Regions from separate parts of the Mus musculus genome. Here regions 2 and 3 are each linked to region 1. A link is a loop called in an ENCODE intact Hi-C map of the cell type or tissue named here. Cell type or tissue: heart. All regions are shown on one strand.

The links. Peaks named below come from ENCODE experiments on the same cell type or tissue, not always from the same donor. Only the 100,000 strongest peaks of a DNase experiment are listed, where the experiment ranks them.
Region 2: it touches region 1 in a loop (2.6-fold over the local background); 5 of 42 quality-filtered maps call a loop at or near these places.
Region 3: a loop joins it to region 1, with 5 times the contacts of the local background. A loop is called at or near these places in 11 of 42 quality-filtered maps.

What each region holds. Positions count from the first base shown.
Region 1 is chr11:19,021,170-19,029,169 of GRCm38, forward strand. No RefSeq gene overlaps it. Among named protein-coding and RNA genes, the nearest start is that of Meis1, 6.2 kb to the left of the region's middle. In heart, a CTCF peak has its summit at 3,470 (motif pointing left); DNase peaks (open chromatin) are centred at 5,562 and 6,262; H3K4me3 peaks cover 2,972 bases; H3K27ac peaks cover 5,656 bases.
Region 2 is chr11:18,006,702-18,014,701 of GRCm38, forward strand. No RefSeq gene overlaps it. Among named protein-coding and RNA genes, the nearest start is that of Gm31505, 11 kb to the left of the region's middle. In heart, a CTCF peak has its summit at 4,532 (motif pointing right); a DNase peak (open chromatin) is centred at 4,590; H3K4me3 peaks cover 724 bases; H3K27ac peaks cover 876 bases.
Region 3 is chr11:17,276,903-17,284,902 of GRCm38, forward strand. No RefSeq gene overlaps it. Among named protein-coding and RNA genes, the nearest start is that of C1d, 23 kb to the left of the region's middle. In heart, CTCF peaks have their summits at 3,156 (motif pointing right) and 7,350 (motif pointing left); no DNase peak of the experiment used is centred here.

The sequences.
Region 1 (8,000 bases):
GGTTGACATATGTTCACCCCAAACCTTCAATGGGCTTTGCCTCGAAAGAGATCCGACTGTTTAAAACAATAAAAGGCCCCACGACCCCTCATCATGTGCCTCTGTGTCTCCTCTCTGTGTCCTTTTTGTTTTGACGCTCAAGTTTGAAGCTTTTAGTTTCCCCATCACATCCTTGTGCTCTTTTCTTGCACAAACGCCCCGTGTATCATTTAGAAGATTAATACAGACTTGTGCGTCAAAAACAGGCATGGAAGAGCCTTGAATTACCTCCTGCTCACTGGAAGGAGATTTCCCCGCCAAGTTTAAGGAAGCTGATCTGGCTGGGCCAAACAGCCACTTCTCCGCGGATTATAGAACCTACTGAGCTGGACAGACAGCCTAAAAGCCCTTCCCCAGCTCCAGACCAATGCGGCCCAAACCTGAGTGGCGGTCCACCGCTGCTGGGTCTTGCAGGGTGTGAGTGTCATCACCCCAAGAGGCCTACAGAGCACCGGTGAAATTCCCACGGGGGTGAGGGGGGGGCAGGACACTCAATCCAGACACCACAGTGGGCATGGCTATGTTTACAATCCTTAAATGAATCGCAAGGGAAATCGTCTAAGTGCAATTTAACTGGGAGAAATTTACTGTAAAATACACGTATATGACCTAGCCTTTAAGAGCCCAAGGGAGTTTCAGGCAGACTTAAGTAATGGGCTTAAAGTTTCCTTAACTCTGCGCAAAGGTTTCATGTTTGAACAAGGTCAGTTTTGATAAACTACATATTTTTGAGGCTAGGATTTATTTGGAGTTCCTGCTTTTCAGTAAATTGTTTTGTTTACCGGTCTAGGTGGCAAAGGAACATAAGCACAATCTTCAAAGCAAGGACAAAGCTGTTGGTTTTTTAAAGTGATGTCAGGTTACCTTTAAAGCACACTTTAATTATCTACCAACAGGGTTTCCCTTAAAGGTGAGGATAGTTTGAACTTGTGAGTTTAAAATAAAGCTCTCTTGGTTTTGAAAACTTTCCACTTAAGAATGTGTACCTGAACCTAGTGCTACTTGCAGGCCTTCATAGATTACTTCTGAACAATTGAGCAACTAAAACACTTTTACAATGTAATTACAGTAGTATGAATTGTTTGCTCAAACCTCATTCTGGATAAGGATTTTACAATTAGCAAACAGTTATTACAGTTGGGGCTTGCTGAGAGAAATGACAGATGTACAGAATTGTAAGATAGTAGCCAAAAAAAAAAACCCCAAAAAAACAAAAAACAAAACAAAAAAAAACCCTTCTAGCAAGGCAGCAATTAATCAATCATCTAGTAAAAGGAAAGGTGCAGAGGCAGTTCACGGCATCTCAGAAAGTTACTGTGACATAAATTACTGTGGTATGTGTGCTGTTCTGGATGTGCCTGACCCTAAGTTTATTTCAGATGTTTCCTTTAAAAAGACAGTAGCATTCCGGCTTTTGCAGAACACTAGTGTTCTAGCCGCTGTTGCTGCTCTTCAAGATGCAGTCCTTCTCCTTTCTGTTTTCCTTTCATGGCTCACAGTATCTTCCCAAAGATAGAATGCAGGGATAAGAAAGAGGCAGCCTGAGCTCCTGGTCCCTATTGTTTATCACCTACCCTGTTGGGAGGCCTCTAAAGCAAGCAGTGTTCATCTTGGCTGTTGGTAGTCTCAGAGACATTCCTGTAACTTTTTGTTCTCCTGTGAGGAACTCTCTGCAGAGTTCACATCCTGAACTAGGTTTTTGTTTCAAAAGTTCCCACTGATGAGTCAGACCTAAATTTCTCAAAATTAAAGAGGCACCTCTGAAGGTAAAATGTGTGTGTGTGTGTGTGTGTGTGTGTGTGTGTGTGTGTGTGTATGTGTGTTTGCCAGCCCAACACAAATAAAGTCCTGTTAATCAATGGAGTTTGGCAGCTGTGTTCACAAAATGATAAGTGTTTATCATCTGTCACCTCAGTTTAAGATGCCTGTTAAAATGTTGTGGTTGCTCTTGAGGTTCTCCTGGAGTGTGGGGGCTTGGAATTTGTACTTCAAGAAAAACATTATCAGTTCTCTGCCCTCCAAATACCCCCCCACATTAACATTTGCATTTAAAAAAACAGAAATGAGGGTAGTTTAAAGAAAATGGATTTGAAATCTGGTAGAGATAATGGAGGAATGCTGGCGATAAGAGTCTTTGTGTGATAGGAGAACACTACCAGGAATTTAAAGCTAATGGATGACTGTGAGGAAACTGAAATAAACTATTTAGATGGCTATTACAGCGGGAAACCTGGTTAGGTGATAGGAAAGAGGCTTTAAAGCGCAGGATTAGGAAGGACGTTAATCAAGTGTCCCAAAGCAATCCGGGCCACAAGGCTGGGAGAATTGTTTACCACATTTTGCTTCAAAAAACAAAGACTGTCTGGGTCCAGTTCACAAGTCAATGAGAGGTCAGATTCGGCTCTCTGACCATCACAGGGAAAATGCCTGACTCACTATCTACTGGCTGCCTAACAAAAGTCCAGGAAAAATAAATGTTGGGAGCCTGGTTGCTTTCCTTACTACTTTTCTATTTCAAATCATTAAAATGCTTTGGTCTCTAGAGAGGAGAAAACTACACTGGTTAACATAATTACCAGCTCTGACATTTTCAGAACTTATAGAGGTCTTTTATTAATTAAATAGAGGGTTTAATAAAATATTCCTAATAAAATTTATGGTTGTCTTAAAACTTTCTAAACAGTGCTATAAATTCTTAATAAAATTAACTGGGAAATGAGTTATTAGCCTACACTTTGCCTTCCTCCAAACCTCGACAGGGTCTGCAGAGTGGAAAGAAATGGAGATTTTTAAAAAATATAAGTATTAGGCAAAGCTATAGATTGCCCTAAAGAGGCCCTAACTATTATCTCCTGGTGGCTTTAGCACCCAAAGCACTCCCAAAACTGCACACAAAACTTCAAAAGCATTTCTCTCCTTTACAGCACACTACATATGCATGTGTACACATTTTCATTTAAAACACAATGGTCAGTGTCTGAGCCTCAGCTTTGTGTTGAATATATTAAAGAACATAGAAGTATAATACAAATTCTAACATGAAATTTTGAAGGCCCAAGTTGCAAAGACTTTACCCACTAGAAACTAAGTAAAATTGAGGTGCCTCATTTTTTTCAAAACTTTAAATCTCTCAATTATTTAATTTCCCTACAGGTAGCTTTTAGTTACTAAAACCTGCAATAATAACACGTCTCTCCATTTATAACCATTAATGTATTTTCTGAAGGAAATGCATCTGTTGAGCAGATACACAAAAATATTTTCGTATGACTCCATCTCAAAGTTTTGCAAAGTTAATTTTGTTTTTTTTTTTTTTCTCTCTGCTTCACCGGTGGATCCAGTGCTGTCTGCCTGCCTTTTCTAAAAGAACAGGCCACTGGCATCAAAATAGAACCAAACCTCTCTGGATTGTTCATTATTTAAACGCTTGATCTTTTGTGCCGTCTACTGGACAATAGAAAAACTGCAGCCTTGTTTACTTTAAACTTTTCACTGTCCAGTATTTAGTGAAGGTGGGGGTGGGGAGAGGTGTGTGTGTGTGTGTGTGTGTGTGTGTGTGTGTGTGTGTGTGTTGGGGGTGGGGTGGGTAGGATGAGAGTTGATACTAGTAACAGACAAGAAAGACCCACAGGTCTTGGGACTCACTGTAAAGGTATTATACTCAAATTATGTTTTTCAACCCAAAAGATGCATCCAAGCTACTTGGTTAAAGCACGAGACTAATTATTTCAAATACTGGATTCTCACTTCCTACCCACCCTCTTTTACGATCACTGTGGAAAAAGCCATAAAAGGTGTGACAGGCTCAACCTCTCTGAGAAGACACTCTAGGCGATTGCTTGACTCTGAGTGTGTACTAGCTTGAGAGATGAGCTAAAAGGTAACACCTACCTGGACAGTGGAGGATGCGCACATCAGCGCTTGGCACCCAAATATAATATTATCTGGCAACCAAGAAAGCCACTTTTAGAAGATCAGAGATGAAACTGGCTATGAGAAAATTTTTGTGCACACTCCTTTAGTGATTCCTGAAGCATATATTTAGTGCTACTGGGGAGGAAGAGCAGGGAGGTGCAAGTCTTATAAAAGTTAGACACTTCTTACAGCAGAGGCAGTCTCTGTTCTCTGAAATATTGAAAATACTATATGTGTTTTTGTTTGATTTAAAACTATGCATGGAGCCCTAGCATTATGGAAGCTTTGGAATAGAAAAAAAAAAAAACAACTTTGACCTCTGACATTGATTTAGTTTCTGAAGTAATAGAAATATACTTCAATATATGGCCATATAGAAATAATTTTGTGATTTAAAAAGCTCGATACCCTTTCCAACAATGAAGAAATTGAGTTGGTCTTGGTCAAAGAGCCACAAAACCTTGGTGCAAGGACTCTTCAAACTGTAGATCTGCTTTGCTGAAATCAAGCCAGGAGTGTATGCCAACTTACCAGCGATAACTTAAAAAGCAAAATTTACTTTTAAAGAATATACAATAGGGAAGAGGGAGAGTAAGACATTTTATTGATACGTAAATGTATTTTAGCAATGCTTTTCAAATGTGTGTTTTGAAGTGACACCCTGTCAGAGTGGTTTTAAATATCAGGGTTATCAGAGAATCCAGACTGCCACTGACTACACAGTAAGCATGGATACGACTTGCATGGGAGTCTGAAACCTGGGGTAGCTTTAATTGAGCTCACAGGTAGTAAATGGCTACTATTTTATGAACGACTTAACTCAAGTTTTAAAAATAAACAAAAATCCTACTTGCAATAGCTGGAAAACTTAGAATTTTTTTTCCCAGAAAATAATCACAAGTGAATTCAAGCCTGATATAGTCCACACTGGTAATGGAATTACCAAGTGCTGGAAGAGAACTGGCTGGTGCAGACGCAGCCAGCAGTTGCAAACATTTACCTTTGAAAGCAACTGGATGAGGCTGATTGCCCATGCTTAGCATCGGTATTACACCGAATAAAGGGGCAGGTTTTGTGCGAATCTCCAGGCAAAAGGGTGGTAGTGGGGAATGATTATTCAAAAATAAATATTTTAACATTTCATTGAGTCGTCTAATGAATAAGAAAATCGTCGAAGGCTTCCTGCAGCTCAGAGAGAATTCTAGCGGTGCGGAAAAACACTAGGAGAAAAGAAGAAGAAACTGAAGGGTGCCTGCTGAGCAGTTACTCATTTGTGACGTACTTTTCTGTGCCTTTATTGAAAAATGAAAAATAAATACCATCTTTCCTTGTCTTAAAAATAGCTTCAGACTACGGTTATGCTTGCTGAAAATCACATTGTCTAAACAACTTCTGCATGGTAGGGTCCGTTTGAAAACGGGAGGAAAAGTCTACAATCTTGCAGGCTCCCCTCCTTCCAGGTCCGAAAGGATAATTTCTCTCACAGGCGCTTCCTTGGCCACTTCCGGGAATATGGGGTGGGGGCAGTCACCGTATCCCTCCGCCTGTGCGGGTACGTGTCGCCAAGCCTCAGTGGCCTGCCTGCACTCCTGGAGTGAGCATTCCCTGGGATCGGTGGGGTGCCCGAGGCCACGGGATTTGCAAGCACAGGGGATAGGAGTCTGTGCACACTGGGCTGGGTTCAGGGGAGTTCTGAGTCCTTTGGGGAGAGGACGAGTGGCCAGAAAAGGTGGAAAAGATCCCTTTGCAGGTAGCTGCCTGTCGGGTCCCCGGCCACTCTGGACAGCCATTCTGTGGGGGACTTGAGGGGGGGACTGAGGGAGCAGATCCCGTCTAGAGGCTCTGGGTAGCCCGCCCGGTGCAAAGCTCTTGGGGACACAGGGACACCGCGCGCGACTCTGGCAATAGCTTCCACTGCTCGAGGCTGAGTGTCATAAGGTGCCTTTCTTCCCAGCTAGACTGAAGGATTCCTGAGCTCTCGGCCTGGGGTCTGATTCTAGAAGCTTCTGGCCTTTGTTCACGGACAGTTTTTCCTTCGAGGGGCATTCAGGCGGTCAATAGGTCCTGTAGGTCATGTGCTCGGTGATCAGAGAGCCTCGGAACATGGAGGGACCCTTGTGCACGCTCGGAGGGAGGAGCTGAACTGAGTTAGGGCTTCAGGTTCTCAGAAGAGCCGCGTGGAGATTCGCGCGTGTCCTCACTTCAGCTTCCGGCCGCCGCGAGTGGACGCGGAGGGACCTAAGGGACCGGGGAGTCGAGTCGCACAGCGCCGCGTGCAGCGAGCGGAGCGGGCGGGAGGAAGGACTTCAGGGAACAGCAGAGCCGGGCAAGCGAGGGCGGGGCCAGGCGCCGTGGGACCCTGGACCCAGAGACTCAGAGGGCCTCAGACTCAGAGTCCCGCTTAAAGCTGGAGTCAGACTCTGGCTGGGCTCGTCCCTAGACGCTGCCACGGCGGGAAATGAGCGTGTCCCCTTCCGCGCGAGATCCGGGTCAGGCATTTGCAGGATGGCACGTCCACCTTTCGAGGTGGGCAAAGCTGTGTGGGCCTCCATGTTCACATTTAACAGATAGAAATGTCCTTGGGGCAAGGAAGCAAAGGAAAATATGTTGGAGGGGCAGGAGCTACTAATACTGAAGGCTGGGCTAAGACTCTGGGAGAAGCCATTGCCCTCCTTCAAGCAGTAAAAAGTCACTCAGTGCCCTAATGACCTGGATGAAAGATCTGCTTGGGGGTCCCCTTTTTACAGCTGTTCCTCCACAGCTGAGCACTTCAGAGCTCAGGTGTCAAGGCATTTATAAGCCCATTTCACAAATGCACAAGCAAAGATCCAGAGAGTTTAAATGACACATCCAATTTCTTCTCTTTTCTATGTGCCTCAATGTTCTTTTTAAAACCCCCCCCCCCAATTTATTTAAAAAACAAACAAACAAACCCACACCAGAGATTTTGCTCTTCTCTCCTAAGAAGACTGGAGGTAGGTATATGCTGTGTGCTGGCAGAGCATGGCCTGGATAATGATGTGGAGTTCTAGCTTGGTAGCCCGGACTCCATCATTGAGACACTTTCTGTGAGCCAGGAACCCCCTAGGCTGCCTAGGAGGAGGAAGGTTCAAGACAAAAAAAGAGACTAAAAAGAGCTTGTAGATGACAGCAGGAGTCTTCCAGGGCTTGCCCCGTCTAGGACAACCTCCCCCCCCTCCAACCTCCCCCCCCCCCAGCAGCAGCAACAACCAAAAGCCTTCAGGCTTTTCCATGGACTTCCTGGACTCCTACTTATTCAGTTCCCTTGGGACAAGGAAGAAAGGAGCCTGGAGGGTTTGAATAGATGCCAAGACTGACTCTAGGGTCAACTGGCCCGGGTCTGGTCACCCACATAGCAGGGACACTCAAGACATCATTTACTCCTGTACCACATGACTTCTAACCCTGTCCCACTAGTAGCTTGTCTTTAGGAACTCAAACACAAAGGAACTCAAAACATCATAGATTTCAAACAGACATAATATCTAATTGGGATGCTAAGATCTAAACCTTACAAAACTGTATTGTATTCTCTTTCCCTGAACCCCACTGCCCACCCCGTTACTAGAACACTGTCCAAGGGAGGCCAGGATGCGTAGTGAGTTGGTAGTGCTAAAATCCTTAGCTGAGCTTCAAATTTTGTTCCTAAAACAAAGCAGTTATTTATTTCTGTTTTATCTTCACTTTCTGTTTATCTCTAACCTTTTAGTATAAGTTTTGGTTGCCTGGGATTTTATCTTGGATGTTCGGGAGAAAAAAAATTGCAGTCAGATATTTGGCCATTTCTTAAAAATCTATACAGCTTTCTGTTTTGTTTTATTGTTTTTGTTTGTTTCTCTATTTGTTGAATAGTAACAGAACAGAGTAATAGCCCAACACTCTTTGGAGCTAAAACTTCAGTACTATTCTGTGTCACTTTAAAGATAGCTGCTTAGTCACGTCATATATCCTGAAAGGGCTTGCAGAACCCAGAACTTGGTGGGGCACTCACTGTACTGCTTTATGTGTGATCATTTAGTGATGTT
Region 2 (8,000 bases), 1.0 Mb before region 1:
GTACTCACTGATAAGTGGATATTAGCCCAGAAACTTAGGATACCCAAGATATAAGATACAATTTGCCAAACGCATGAAATTCAAGAAGAACGAAGACCAAAGTGTGGACACTTTACCATTTCTTAGAAATGGGAACAAAACACCCATGGAAGGAGTTACAGAGACAAAATTTGGAGCTGTGACGAAAGGATGGACCATCTAGTGATTGCCATATGCAGGGATCCATCCCATAATCAGCTTCCAAATGCTGACACCATTGCCTACACTAGCAAGATTTTGCTGAAAGGACCCAGATATAGCTGTCTCTTGTGAGACTATGCCGGGGCCTAGCAAACACAGAAGTGGATGCTCACAGTCAGCTATTGGATGGATCACAGGGCTCCCAATGGAGGAGCTAGAGAAATTACCCAAGGAGCTAAAAGGAACTGCAACCCTATAGGTGGAACAACAATATGAACTAACCAGTACCCAGGAGCTCTTGTCTTTAGCTGCATATGTATCAAAAGATGGCCTAGTCGGCCATCACTGCAAAGAGAGGCCCATTGGACTTGCAAACTTTATATGCCCCAGTACAGGGGAAGGCCAGGGCCAAAAAGGGGAAGTGCGTGGGTAGGGGATTGGGGGGGTGGGTATGGGGGACCTTTGGGATAGCATTGAAAATGTAAACAAGGAAAATACCTAATAAAAAAAAAAAAAGAAAGTTCCATGCACTACCTGCAAGAAAACTCCTGACCACTACCCTGTTACTCTGCCTTGAAAAGCACTATATATTTCAAACTCCCTTTTGCAATAGAGTTTGGGTACACTGCAGTGTTTATTAAAGGGTGGGTGCTGTCCCATTAGCAGGCAGTGAGGCTTATTCAATGGATAGCAGTCAGAAATGTATGACAATTGAATTATACTAGACCAGGATGTCCAGGGCAAATTGCACATACAAAGGTAAGCATTCTTTCATGACAGTTTGTTTCAGTAATGTATGTGTGCATTGGTTTCTTCACTGTGAGTTTTGGACAGTGAATGGACTGGCAAAGGAGGGCTCCAGAGCAGGCTACATTTGGCTTCCAATATCCAACTCATTGAAAACTGCATGCAAAAGAGCTTGCATTAATCCACTCATTCTCAACAAGTCTCTTGAAACAGACAAACAAATAAACCAACAGCAATAAAGACCTTTTTCTCCTGCTCCTGTCCACAGGAAGCCCTACTTTTCTCCTCATGTGTTCAAACTTAGGGAATCACACAGGAAGGTAGTGAAGGTGACTTTATGTACTATGTATGAAGTCCAGTGGTTGGCTAAATTTAGACTGAGGCAAAGCAAGTGCTCTCTAAAGCTACAATAGACGGTGTCTTCTGAGCTACCCAGTCCCAACAAATAACTAGGACCCTATTTTGAAATTTCTTATTCATTCATCCATCCACCCATCCATCCCATCCATTCATTCATTCCTTTTCAGATTCGTTGTTTATTGTTCTGGGACAGTATCTTGCTATGGTGCCCAGCCTGGTCTCAGGTTCACAGTCATCTGGCCTCGGCATAGACCTCTGCCACCCTGCCCAGCTTCCAGCCTGGAGCTTTAGCTTTTAGTCACGTGTTTGAGTAGGAGCACGGATTACTTTTAGTCCTGTTGCTGAGCAGATCTGTGCTATTGTGGTTGGCCAGAGAACAGCTTCCTCTTGGCAGATGAGAAACTACCAGAGCTCAACATGAAGGCTCCATTGATGACACCACACCTTGCCCTCCAGTCCGGTGCGTGTCTTTGATATTCCTTGCTTGGATTCTTTTACTGTGCTGGATGCTCTGCTGGATTCCAGGGAGAAGAAACAAAATAGGAAGAGACTGATTTGCCTCTTCCGGGCCTTTTCTCCTTCCTACTCTTTAATAAACACCCATGGATATACCAGAACTTAAGAAACTGTCACTAAGAGCTGAACAGGTTCCCTTTGCCAGGAGAACAGATGACAGCATCCTTCTGTTACTGAGCCAGTACTGAAATAAAGAGTACACATAGAGGGACTCATGGCTCCTTGGGACATCAATGAGAGGAGAGGCTCTTGGTCCTGTGAAGGATCAATGCCCCAGTGTAGGGGAATGCCAGGACAGGGAAGCAGGAGTAGGTGGGTTAGTGAGCAGGGGGAGGGGGAATTGGATAGTGGGGTTTTCAGAGGGAAATGAGGAAAGAGAATAACATTTGAAATGCAAATAAAGAAAATATCTAATAAAAGAAAAAATATATATATAGAGAGAGAACCAAAAACCAAAAGAAAAAAAAAACCCAAAACACAAAACAAACCAAAAAAAAAAAAAAAACCAAAAAAAAAACCAAAAAAACAAAGAGAAAGCTGGGAAGTACATTAGCATTTCAGGCTGCCATTACCACAGGGCTTCCCTGAACTCAGGCACCTACAGAAAGGCAGCCAGAGGGCAAAGGTCAGGGCCAAGAGGTAGGGAAGAAAATGTTTTCGTTTTTTCTTTAACTACAAGATGGGATGGATGATGGACACATTGGGTTGGGGGAGTTGGAGTCGCTGCCTTCATTTCTAGGTGCCTAAGTTTACCTCTTTCTATCACTCTAAGATAGAATATTACAATATTTAATTTACAATATTGAGTTTACAATTTACGATACTTGCGTATTACATATTTGAAACACATTGACTTAGGAGTACTCATTAGCTTCAGCTGACTAATTCAGATAACTTAAATTTAGGACAAGGTCCGTCATTTAGTCTTTATTTGTTCTTTTTATGTCTTTGGCTATTTTGCCTGCATGTGTCTGTGTATCACTAGCATTGCTGGTACCCATGGAGGCCAGAAGAGGACCCTGCATTTCTTGGAACTAGAGCTATTGGATGGTTGTGAGCTACCATGTGGGTGCTGGGGATCGAACCCAGGTCCTCTGCAGGTCAGCAAGTGTTCTTTACCATTAAGCCATCACTTCACCTCTTACCCTGAAAGCACAGAGGTCAGCTTGTTTGCTGATTTGTTCCTAGTTGCAAATGTGACACGAAGAATTCGATGGAGGACTTTTCCCCTCCTTTTCTCGAATTTTCTTCTTCTGTAATTTCAAAAACATGTCAAGTAAATCATTTGTCTAATATCCTAAATTACGGCAAAATGGCTAAAGATAGGAACATTTTGGACTTGTAAAATTTTTACGTTAAAGTGAAGGTATGAAAACCTGTCAAAGTAATTTTGTTCTATCTAGTCAGTAGAAAGTGTTTGGAAACTTGGACTGCATTTTCTTTACCCTCTTCCAGGTTTCTCTGCATAGATTCTTGGTTTTTCATCAAGAGAAGCTTTAGTCATGTTAATTCACCTCTGTACAACCTGTTTTCTGTCTGATTTTTTTTTTTTTAATGCCCCAGTCACTGGCTCCAGAGCAGCAGTAGGCATCGGTCTCTTTGATTCTCTGTGGTATTTTCCCCAGGATTTCTTCCCACATTGCTGTACAGTAAGATTTCTATTTTATTGAAGAATTACCTACTTTTAGCAACAAAGAAATGATTATCATTACTCTGTAAAAGCAGTAGTGCTAAGAATATTTCTAAGCAAAACGCTATAGAAAAAGCAAACAGTATAAAGTAGCTCTTTCTATTCTCTGACAGACCATGAGTTCAAAAAAAAAAATCTTGTTCTTCCCCAAGTTATATTTTAAAGGGGTTAAGCAATCATTCAGATAATCGGACTTCATTGCTTTGAAATTTTATCAAAGTGTCCTCAATCCTTGAGCTGATATCCAGGTCCATTTTGCCAATCGGATAAAGCCTCTTAGATCTTTTTCCTAGAGGCATGAGTGGTTAACTTGATCTTATTGTGCTTCGAAAGAGTCTGTGCTACGCATCATTTTTCATAAGTGCGATTTGTTGTGTTAGGAAAACTCCAGAGAGACTCCTTGTTAGAATGGATTTTGGCTGCCAAGGGCACATTGCTACTAGAACCTCCTTTGTTTTATAGTGAATGAGTTTTAGAAATGTTCTCTGCTTAACCATAAGAGAAACAGAGCAAGGTGAGGGGGAAATTAGCATATGGGGAAATAAAGACTTTATTTCTCAGATTTGGGATGATTTTAAAAGCAGAAGATCAGGGAAGCTAGGCTTGGTGGTGCATACCTTTAATCCTAGCACGCTAAGGTAGAGGCAGAAGCAGGGGGATCTCTGAGAGTTCTCATCTATTTAAGAAATTCCAGGTCAACCAGAGCTAGGAAGTGAAGCCCTGTCTTTAAATAAACAAGGGTGGGCGGGGGGGGGGGAACTGAAAAAAAAAAAGATAAGAGGAAACTATTAACAAAGACCAGCCCTAAGAAAATTCCTTATTTGGAAGCATTGCTTTCATTAAGACTCTTATTCTTCCCCCTCCCCCTTACGTCTCCTTCTCTCCTCCTCCTCCTTACTGCCCCTCCCTCTCGACCCATCCTTAGAAGGTAAAAGGTTTGAAGACAGCTGCCTCCTTTTATTTTACCTTTGTAAAGGCCAGCGATCCCAAGCGCCCACTTGTATCCAGACCAAGACTCACAGCCTTTGCCTGGAAAGAGCACTAGGTGGTGCCCATTTACTTTGCAGTGGAAAGGGGATTCCCCAGGGGAGCAACTCTGGGGAAACTCATCCGGCCCCAGCCTCCTCAGTCAGTGAGAAGTCCTCCTCTAAGAGGTGGTCAGGAGAATGAATGGTGTCCTGTTTTTTTCTCACTTCCTTAAAGCATACCGGACTTGCCCTTTTAGGACACAGCTTTCGTTTAGAGAGAGTGTGTGTTTGCAAATGTGGGGGTGGGAGTAGAGGGGCCTCAAACATCCCCTTTGGAATGAGAAGAGGAATAAAGGCTGCGCCCTCCATCTGTGTGCATAAACAGCACAGCCCGAGTCTCTTGCCAAGACTGCGGTCCTGCCAGATCATCTGGGCATCACGGTGCACATGCTCGCCTTATTTTTCTGCTTTGCCTATAATAAAGCCGTAAAAAATCGAAGAAAGGTGACTCTTAAATTCTACTTTGCATCTTCACAACAATAATTCTTTGTCAAATTAAATCCTGTTAATTTGAAGATTCTGCATCCCAGTGTTAATTTCCACGCCTACTCCTTGATGGGGTGGCTTTCTACTGCTGGGCTTATTCCTTAAAAAATAAAATCTTCTTAGGCTTGCTGAACAGCTTGTTGCTTTGTTTTCAAGGAGAGTAGGTAACTGGCTAAAATGATGTGTTCTCTGTTTTCCTGTTTTCCCCACTCAAGGGGCTGTCAGATCTGTTTTAAAATGTAGAAACACTTGGAAGTTTTCTTTTTTCTTTGTAAAGATCTGTAGCAACTGGCATAATCATGTTAATTGTCACAAAAATGGGAATAAGAGACAATTCATGTAGAAATATATAAAATATTCATCTTTCTGTGACTCTAGTCCCAAAGTTGAGCTGAGTGGAGCTAAGCCCTCCATGTGTTTTTGTTTTGCTTTAAAGAAGGCAAGACAAATGGTTGTCTCAACATCTGACTAGACTCTTCTAGCAAAACCTGGATTCTGTCACGATGAGGGGAGAATAAGACGTAGTTTCAAGAAGTTAAACTAAGGGCAAAGTTTTCTGAAGCCATGAGAACCACTTCTGAGCTCTTGCTGCCGGGTCATATGTCATGGTATGTGGCAGCTGACTGCTCATTAATTCTATTTATATCAGTGTGAGAACCCACCCCACTGAGTACGCATGTGTTAAAATATTCATAAATTATGTTTATTTAGAACAAATATACAATAAATGCCAAAATAAGAGCATTATTTAACCACCAAACTAGCCGACTACTAAATAAGCAAGGCTTTTCACTGCCAATATGGTACAGTGCACTTTGTTAGACTGTCCTATCCAGTATTTCCTTGAGAATGCTCACCTTTTGTTTTCTCAATTCCACAAAGGAAATAGGTTTCACTGAAAGGAATAGAGTTGGGAAACAAAGGATGCTCTGCTACTGAAGAGCAATAATAAATTTGACTAGAGCAAATGAGAAATGCACTTTAGCAATCTAAAATCCAAGAAAGTGTTCACTAATTCATGCACACTTGGACTGAATCGGGCAGTGTTTCCTGAAAACAAATCAAGTTAAGCAGACCAGATGAACTCTTGATAAAGTTGGCTGAAAAAAAAAATAGAAATTTTAATTATATATATTTTTCTCAAAATAAAGAATGGCTAAAAACAAATTTACATCACTGTGAACTGAATTAAAAAATCAGAACCACGACTGCAGCCTGAATTTTCAAAGTTAGTGCTCTGTAGTGAGACACCCCCGAACAATGCTCACTTAAAAGATGCTGTGAGGCTGACATGGTAGAGGTGTTTTTTCTCTCGGCAAGCTTCCTGAGCAGATAGCCAGCACAGTTGAAAAATGTGAATTCCTTGTTCAAATTCCAAAGCTGTGCTAGATAAAAATACATCGTCTAATTTATCCACTTCATCATATTCTACATCAGCACCATGAAATCATCTGGGACTATTAGCTAATAGAAGCACCATTCAGATTTAACTGAAAGCACGGCCCTCTTAATAGGCAAGCTCTGTTTCCACTTATTTGACTATTTGTAATATTCTCTGAAAGTGTTATAAATGTAAACACTCTCATCAAAAGTACCATTTTTCTAGATTGAAATGTCATTGATACCTAAGGCAGAGTGAGACAGTCTGGACTAACTTCATCATCTCTGCATGTTTACCTTGAAGAAAAGCACACTCAGGCACACCAGAGCAAAAATGAAAATTTTTTTAGTGATGACAATAGAAGTGCACATGAATTGGGTACGTGTTCACTTTAATCAACAGCGAGGGTTTCACAGTGTTTTATTTTCCATTTATTTTTGGAACAGAATTATGTTCACTTATTAAAGAAGTGTGCATCTGAGGGAGATCTTTTCTAAGGCAATGATTTAAAACGTGGAACAATGTATGCCTACCAAAATATTGTCTTGATGACATTTGTAACACCAAAACTAGAAGGTTTTTAATCATCCTGTTAATTTTAATTTAATTTTAATTAACAGGAGCATGGTTAGAAAAGGAAGATAGTGGGCTTGGCCCAGTGGGCAAACTCCTTGGTCTGAAGCATGGGGGCACAAGTTCAGATCTCTAATTCTCACGACTGTAGAGTGGTGTGTGCCTGTAATCCTAGTGCTTAAGGGTTGAGAAAGAGAAAAATCCAGAAGACCCTGCCTAACAAAACTCAGTAGAAAAGACTTCCCACTGGCAACCTCATGGTATCCACATATACCACACGGCATGCACACATGCCTATAGCAAACTCAAGCATCCACGTGCACACACGCACACAATTTAAAAAAAAATAACATTCATTTGATGGAAAATTATGCTGTCAATAAAAATGATGGGTTTATATCAAAAATGTGGGAAATAAATGGCAAGATATGAAGTGGGAGAAAAATCAGAATAGAAGATTAAGTTGTAAGATGATTACAATAAGCTTGTGATGTGCAAATAATAAAAAAAACTTAAAGAGCGCATACAAGTCTGCTTGTCATCATATTAAGGACCAAAATTGATTTTTTACCCATTTTCAAGCTTCTATTATCATACCAAAGTACTTAAAATGCATTTTAAAATGATTAAATCGTTAAGAAAATCAAGAGTTAACTTATATTTTTATCTTAAACATCAGTTATTACAGACTTTTGAGGTAAGTTAGACAATTTCCAAATTCCCACTTCAAAAAAAAAAAAGTTAAACTCTAAAGACGTTATCCGTGTCAAACCTAATACAAATACATTCTATTTAAAAACGACTTAAGTAAACACATTTCTGTACATGATATCAAACTCAATCCCAAAGCATTTTCACCTAGCCATTGTCAACCCCCCCTCCCCCCAGCAGCCTTTTCTACAGAGGAAACAAAGGGCGCATATCAAAACCACCACAAACTCCTTTCATTTCGCTGAGAAGTTTGAGACACACTTTCATGTGAATTTTGGCCTCTGTACAGCACCACTGTGCATCGTTTTCATCTGAGACTTGAACATAT
Region 3 (8,000 bases), 1.7 Mb before region 1:
AATTGAATGGAGTTGTGTTCTGTGTACTAAGATGTTGGAACTTGGAACATTTTACTCAAGTCTAGACATGTAGCAGAACTCTGGAATGTTTGTCTGTTGGGCAGGCAGATGGCTCAGCAGGTAAAAACACTTGCCTCCAAGCCTGATGACCAGCATTTGAACCCTGATTCGACAGGTGGAGGAAGAGAACCAGTTCCTACAGGTTGTCCTCTACCCCACAAACACACACACACACACACACACACACACACACACACACACACACACACACACACACACACACACACACATATATATATCTCCTGCTTGTCAGATGCAAGGCTATGGGTTTATTCTCAGCATGAAAGCTCTGTTTTTATTATTCATAACAATCGACTTGAGCACTCTTTCTCTTTCTTATGAGACAATGACTAAAATAGAATAAATGTTATCTCAGGTATCCAGTTGTCATTGACACAGGTGAGACCCAGGCACAGTGCTTTTCTTTTATTGATATCTGTAGTTAAGGTATAGGTCATTAAGTTTAAGAAACGGCTTACAATGGAACAGGGCACATTCCATCTACCGTTTGCTCTGAATGGGACTTCTGTATGTGTTCACTGGGGTTTGTGTGTCACACTTTCAGATCGGCTACTTTCATTTACCAATAGGCACTGACACTTCACCCATGTCTTCTCACAGCTCAAAGCTGTTGCCAGTGGTCCTGTCTGGATGAGATGTTTTCAAATTCTTGGCATCTTATGCAAAGAATTGAAACAGTCCATACAAATAGCAAGGCACTAAGGAATTTTATTTAAAGGGGCAGTGTAGGAGACTCTGTAAGAGAACAGCAGATGGCTTGAGCCAGAGTGCCTAAGAGCATTGCTTATTGTTTGGGCTTCCTGTTATGGGGCACAGGAGGAGTTGGTAGCTAAGGGGCAGAGTGTGGATGCTTCTCTTGATTGATTGACAGGCTTGGTTATGTAGGCTGCATTCATGGTATGTGTCCTTTCACATGATGCATCTGCTTCTACTCCCGTGCACATATACCATACATAGGCACAATGTGGTAAATCGGGGCTCTCTAAAAGTCCACTCAGAGAGCACAGTTTGCCTTACTGTGTGCATACACCCAAATCCAGTGCAGACTACGTTGGCTTCCTGTCTGCAGTCTCTGGATATGTTCCAGGGCATGTTCTAAATTCTAAATAGGAGGGTTACTAGGGAGTTGCAATGAAAAAGAGACTTTTTTGCAGGGTTGGAAATGAGTTGTATGTGCAGATGCATGGCTGAGGTTGCTAGGTGTATTAGGAAAGTGGTGTGTATAGCCCAAGCTCATTAGGGTCCCAGGTGCCTAAGCTATTCCTGTGCTTGCCTCCATCAAAGCCTCCGGACTTATTGTCATATCGGCACCCATGTGTGAGGACGTGGGTTTGCAGTGGTTAACAAACATCCCTCTTACTAGCCATTGTATTCTCTCCCGTGTGGTCCAACAAACCAGCTAAAGTGGAAGCGATTTTCTACTCACAGGTAAGGTAACAGACATAGACAGATGTTGTCTAAGATGATGCTGAGTAAGACCAGCATGGGAGTCTATGAGGGAGCTGCTGCCCTCACCACTCCTGTCCTGGGCTTAAGCTTTTTTTTTTTTTAGATTTATTTATTCATTATATGTAAGTACACTGTAGCTGTCCTCAGATACTCCAGAAGAGGGCATCAGATTTCGTTACAGATGGTTGTGAGCCACCATGTGGTTGCTGGGATTTGAACTCTGGACCTTCGGAAAAGCAGTCGGCGCTCTTAACCACTGAGCCATCTCGCCAGCCCGGGCTTAAGCTTTTTTAATGAACTACCTGTAAAAGAGTCTTGGTGGAGAACACCCGAGCCTCTCCGGGGAGCCATTTGCTGATTCAGCAAAGGTGCCTTGCAGGTTCAAATCCCCTCTAGGTAGCATTACCTTGGTTCTCCATGGTGCCAGAATTACATGCATATACTAACCTCCAAGCATCATTGGCACCATGTCACGTTGTTGGTACTGTGCTTTGCTATGTTATCAGTAAGGAGGAAATAGAATAACAACTGTAAAACTGTCTGACACTTTGTTCTCCAGCTCAGGCAACTTTACCCATTCAGGAGGCAAACCATATCCATTCACACTCCTCATAAGACATTCCGGGCTAGGAGGACGGCTCAGTGGGTGAAGTTCTTGCTGCACAAGAACTAAGATTTGAGTTTGAATCCCCCAGAAACTTCATAAAGTTGGAGATAGAGTATGTGTCTGTAGCCCTAGCTCTTTTATGGTGAGATTGGAGGTAGAGATGGGAGAAGTTCAAAATCTTGGGGACTCTGGAACACTGCAGCAGGAAACAAGAAAAGAAATCCTGCCTCAAACAGCATGAAGATTGACACCCAAGGTTGTCTGTGATACACACACACACACACACACACACACACACACACCACCACCACCACCACCACCACCATCATCATCACCACTGCCACCGAAACAACAACAACAACAACACTACCAAAACCAAAGTAATTCTTTCTGAAGCAAGAACGAATCATGGCAGATACCCGTAATCCCAAAAGTGGAGACAGGAGGATCAGGGTTTTTGATTATGTAGCAAGTTCAAGGCTACCTGGACCACAAAAGACCTTATCTCAAATGTCACCATTCTCTCAGGAAATTAATCCATTCCTTGGACTTAATGGTTCCCATTCCTGCTGGTCATATAGAACAAGCTGTTTATAGAAAACCTGAGGTCATTGACTACAGTTCATACTTTCAAATCTGTTTTCTATTTAATTTGTTTGTGATTATCATTTGATGGAACAACTAGTAACAATGTAGTTGGGGAACATAAGTGTTTATTACTGCTTACTGTCTGCTCCTGTTTATTGAGTAGCAACTTTATGCCTCAGAAAGGAGGAAGCTAGGTTTCTCTGTGTTCAAATGAACTTAACATACAGGGTCGTTTCGAGCAATACAAAGCAGTATTATCAAATTGAAATTATTCATTAAGGGTTTTTTTTACATTAAAGAAGGATTTTTTTCTTTTTTTTGTCTTTTTTTTTTTTAAAAAAGACTGTGTATGAGTCGTTTTTATGTAGTTACACAGTAATGCTCACCCGTCTGATTTATCACGGTTGCACTTTCTAATCTCGACCACTAGGTGGCAGCAAGAGAACGCAGGTTGCCTGTTTTGCACTGTGTTCTTAAAAACGAAGTAGAAACTATTTTTGGATTTCATGGAAGACAGGAAAAAAAAAGTGATTAAAACTTGATGGGACTGGGTATATATCTCAGTTGCTAGAGTGCTTGTCTGAAATCATGAGCCTCGGGTTTGACACCCAGCACTGTATAAAAAACTGGTGCAGAGACAGGAGGGTCAAGGTCTATACACCACAAAGTGAGTTCTAGGCCATCCTGCATATGTAACACCGTGTCTCAAAATTAAATTAAATTACAGAACGCGTAACTGTTACAAACAATACCCAGACAAATATTGATTGAATATTTGGTACCTTAAGTATCAAAGTTATATTTTATTAATATACAAACCATAACCTAAAATTTTCCTTTAAGAAGTTTCTGTTAGTTCCCATGAGTATTCCCCAGGATTTCTATGAAATCGATTTTTATATTTATAGTAGTAAAGAAAATGACACGCAAGTGAGATAGCCCTCCCCACCCCACCCCTAAAGGTTGTTCAGTAAAGGCGTGTGAACTGGGAGTTTGAACGTCCAGGAACATTGGTAGGGAATTACCTTTCTTTATAATTTACTTTAAACATCATACTTTGAGAAAAATAGAGTTTGATGATTTTCTTACTAGACAGGAATCTGCTTTAAAATGTTACTTCCCGGACAGATTTGAGTAATATGTACATGTTGGTTTCTTTTTCTCTTACTGTTAAAAAGTACTTTGAGGACAGTGACTTAAGGGGGGTGGGGTTTCCTGTGGCTCACAGTTTAAGGCCTTTCATGGTGGAAACATGATGGCTGCAGGAGCTTGAGGCAGCGGGTCACATGGTACCCACAAGCAGGAGGGGACGGGAATGAATGCCACCGCTGCTCAGATCCTTTCTCTACTTATATTGTCCGGATCCCAGACAGGAAATGGTGCCAACCTCAGTAGGTCAGTAGGTGGATCTGCTTACTCTGAGTTCTGCGTTATAGATGCCCCCCCCCCCAACCGCTCCCCCACCCCTGCCTGCAGGCTCGTCCAGAGGCCCGTTTCCCTAGGTAAATTTAGACCCGGTCTACTTGCCAATCAACACTAATCACCACAGTGTGTCCCTGAAGGTTCTACAACACATTTTCAAATGCTTAGCTTTTTTCTGTCTAAGTTGTTTGTGAAACCTCAAGAATGTGTAATCATTTACAGTCAGATACAAAATTTAAAAAATTGCTTTTTATTTTCTGGACAATTGAAATCTCTATAAAAATAGGCCTTCCCATTCTCTCAAGAATTTCAACTGCACTTTAGGATAATCCTTGTTTTTAAATGAACATTGCAATAAAAACCTTGCAAATAAAAAAAAATCACATATTGACTTTAAACAAACCCAGAGTCAACGCATCTCAGCGAGCCTCTTCTACACAGAGTAGCCGTTCTAAAGCATCACGCAGGATCTCAGACTTCCACTCTTGACTGTATCGTATCCACCCCAACCTCTAACAGTCTACAGTAGAGTTAGAAGTAGCAAAACTTTATATCCTCTGACATGGCTGAGGGATTTTTTATTCAGTCCTTCTTATTCCTCTAATATGGAGCCTTTCTTGTTCTCTTTTCTGCATTTATACCTTGCCCACGTGTACATTTCACACACACACACACACACACACACACACACCTGGCTAGATTTCACATATGAAGGAGAACATTCAGTTTTTCTTTCTGAGACTTACTTTGTTTGTTTGTTTGTTTGTTTTTGTTTTTTTCAAGACAGGGTTTCTCTGTGTAGTCTTGGCTGTCCTGGAACTCACTTTGTAGACCAGGCTGGTCTCAAACTCAGAAATCCGCCTGCCTCTGCCTCCCAAATGCTGGGATTAAAGGCGTGTGCCACCACTGCCCGGCTGTCACTTACTTTTTATGTCATTCTATCTCCTGCTTATTTTGTGGTTATATTTTTCTTTAGAGCTGAATAATATTTATACATATGTACATGCACACATGTGCACACATATTACACACAAGTGCATATACATATGTGAATACAAACATTCACTTATGCATACACACATGCACATACTCACGTGTACATGCACACATGCACAAACACATGCACACAAACATGCATATACACATGTGCACATACACACATGCACATACACACGTGCACAAACACACATGCACATACACACATGCACACATACATGCACATACACATATGCACAAACATATAATTTTCATCATGCTTTCACCTGTTCATGGACAACTAAATTGATCCCAGTTCTTTGCTGACCGGAGCAAGAGGTAGCAGGAAGCAAGGGGTGTGGCTATCTCCGTGGTAGGACATGGAGTTCTTTGGGTATATGCCTAAGAGTGAAATAGCAGAGTCACATGGAATTTCATTTTGAATTACTTGGGAAATCTCTAAGCTGACTTCCACAATGGCTGCATTGTGTACACCCCAATAATAGTGAATAGGGGGATCCTTTCTCTCAGCCTCCTCTCCGACGTTTGCTGTCAGATTTGTTGATGCTATAGCCGCTCTGAATGATGTGCATAAAGTAGCTTTGGTTTTCATGTGCCTGATGGCTAGGAGTATTGAACACCTTAAAAAAAGAGAATTAGTATTTTTTCCTTTGAAAACTTTCTATTCAGTTTATTTGCCTATTTGTCGATGGGCAGTTTTATTTTCTTTCCTTTTTTTTCCCCATTTTTTATTAGGTATTTAGCTCATTTACATTTCCAATGCTATACCAAAAGTCCCCCATACCCACCCACCCCCACTCCCCTACCCACCCACTCCCCCTTTTTGGCCCTGGCGTTCCCCTGTACTGGGGCATATAAAGTTTGCAAGTCCAATGGGCCTCTCTTTGCAGTGATGGCCGACTAGGCCATCTTTTGATACATATACAGCTAGAGACAAGAGCTCCGGGGTACTGCTTAGTTCATATTGTTGTTCCACCTATAGGGTTGCAGTTCCCTTTAGTTCCTTGGGTGCTTTCTCTAGTTCCTCCATTGGGGGCCCTGTGGTCCATCCAATAGCTGACTGTGAGCATCCGCTTCTGTGTTTGCTAGGCCCTGGCATAGTCTCACAAGAGACAGCTATATCTGGGTCCTTTCAGCAAAATCTTGCTAGTGTATGCAATGGTGTCAGCGTTTGGAAGCTGATCATGGGATGGATCTCTGGATATGGGAATCACTAGATGGTCCATCCTTTCGTCACACTTCCAAATTTTGTCTCTGTAACTCCTTCCATGGGTGTTTTGTTTCCTATTCTAAGAAGGGGCAAAGTATCCACACTTTGGTCTTCGTTCTCTTGAGTTTAATGTTTTTAGCAAATTATATCTTATATCTTGGGTATCCTAAGTTTCTGGGCTAATATCCACTTATCAGTGAGTACATATTGTGCGAGTTCCTTTGTGATTGGGTTACCTCACTCAGGATGATGCCCTCCAGGTCCATCCATTTGGCTAGGAATTTCATAAATTCATTCTTTTTAATAGCTAAGTAGTACTCCATTGTGTAAATGTACCACATTTTCTGTATCCATTCCTCTGTTGAGGGGCATCTGGGTTCTTTCCAGCTTCTGGCTATTATAAATAAGGCTGCTATGAACATAGTGGAGCATGTGTCCTTCTTACCGGTTGGGGCATCTTCTGGATATATGCCCAGAAGAGGTATTGCTGGATCCTCCGGTAGTACTATGTCCAATTTTCTGAGGAACTGCCAGACTGATTTCCAGAGTGGTTGTACAAGCTTGCAATCCCACCAACAATGGAGGAGTGTTCCTCTTTCTCCACATCCTCGCCAGCATCTGCTGTCACCTGAATTTTTGATCTTAGCCATTCTGACTGGTGTGAGTTGGAATCTCAGGGTTGTTTTGATTTGCATTTCCCTGATGATTAAGGATGTTGAACATTTTTTCAGGTGCTTCTCTGCCATTCGGTTTTCTTTCCTTTTTTAAGAACTATTTTTAGAGAACAAAAATATTTCGCTTACTCGAAAGCCCGTGAGTTACCAAACCAAACCAAACCAAACCAAACCAAACCAAACCAAACCAAACCAAACCAAACCAAACCAAACCAAACCAAACAAACGAAAAGTCAAGTACAGATCAGAAGGGCTACAGTTGTCCGGGGGCAGAGCGAGGGGAGGAAGAACAGCGCCCCCTGCTGCTGCTCCCTGCAGATGCAGGACAACGTTTCCTCCCCTCTCGAGCACCATCATTGTTGTCTCTTCCGGTTTGGAATCCTTAATTTCATTTCTTTAGAAAGTGTTTATTTTTTATTTATGTGTGTCTGTCTGTGTGAGTGTATACCAACCACACTTATTTGGTGCCACGGAGGCCAGAAGAAAGCATGGATGGCCCTGGAGCTGGAGTCACAGGCATTGAGCGCCACCCTAAGCAGATGCTGAGAAAACAAATTCAGGTCTCCCCCCAAATCAGCAAGTGCCCTTAATCCTGGATGCATCTCTCTGGCACTGATTTTATTTTTTGTAGCAATGTGATCATAGTTTCTGTGCGTGTGTAGTTTTGGTTGCATGTATAATCTGGGCCCCTGAACTGTATGCCATTTGGCCCCGTGACCCGCATCACGCATGTACCAGGAAGCAATGCTGGTTATTATTTTTATGGCTATGTTGTTTCATCAGATTTGACAATCTGATCTTTCATCACTGGTTTCTATACCACATCTTCAGGTAAATATCTCAACAGACTCTTTTCTAATAAGAACTATAGGATATCAGAAAGACTGATAACCACAGAATTCCAGCTATTTTGTTCTGTCTGTTGACTTTAAATAAATCACTGAAGCTGTGTGTAGTCTCCATCTATAAAGGG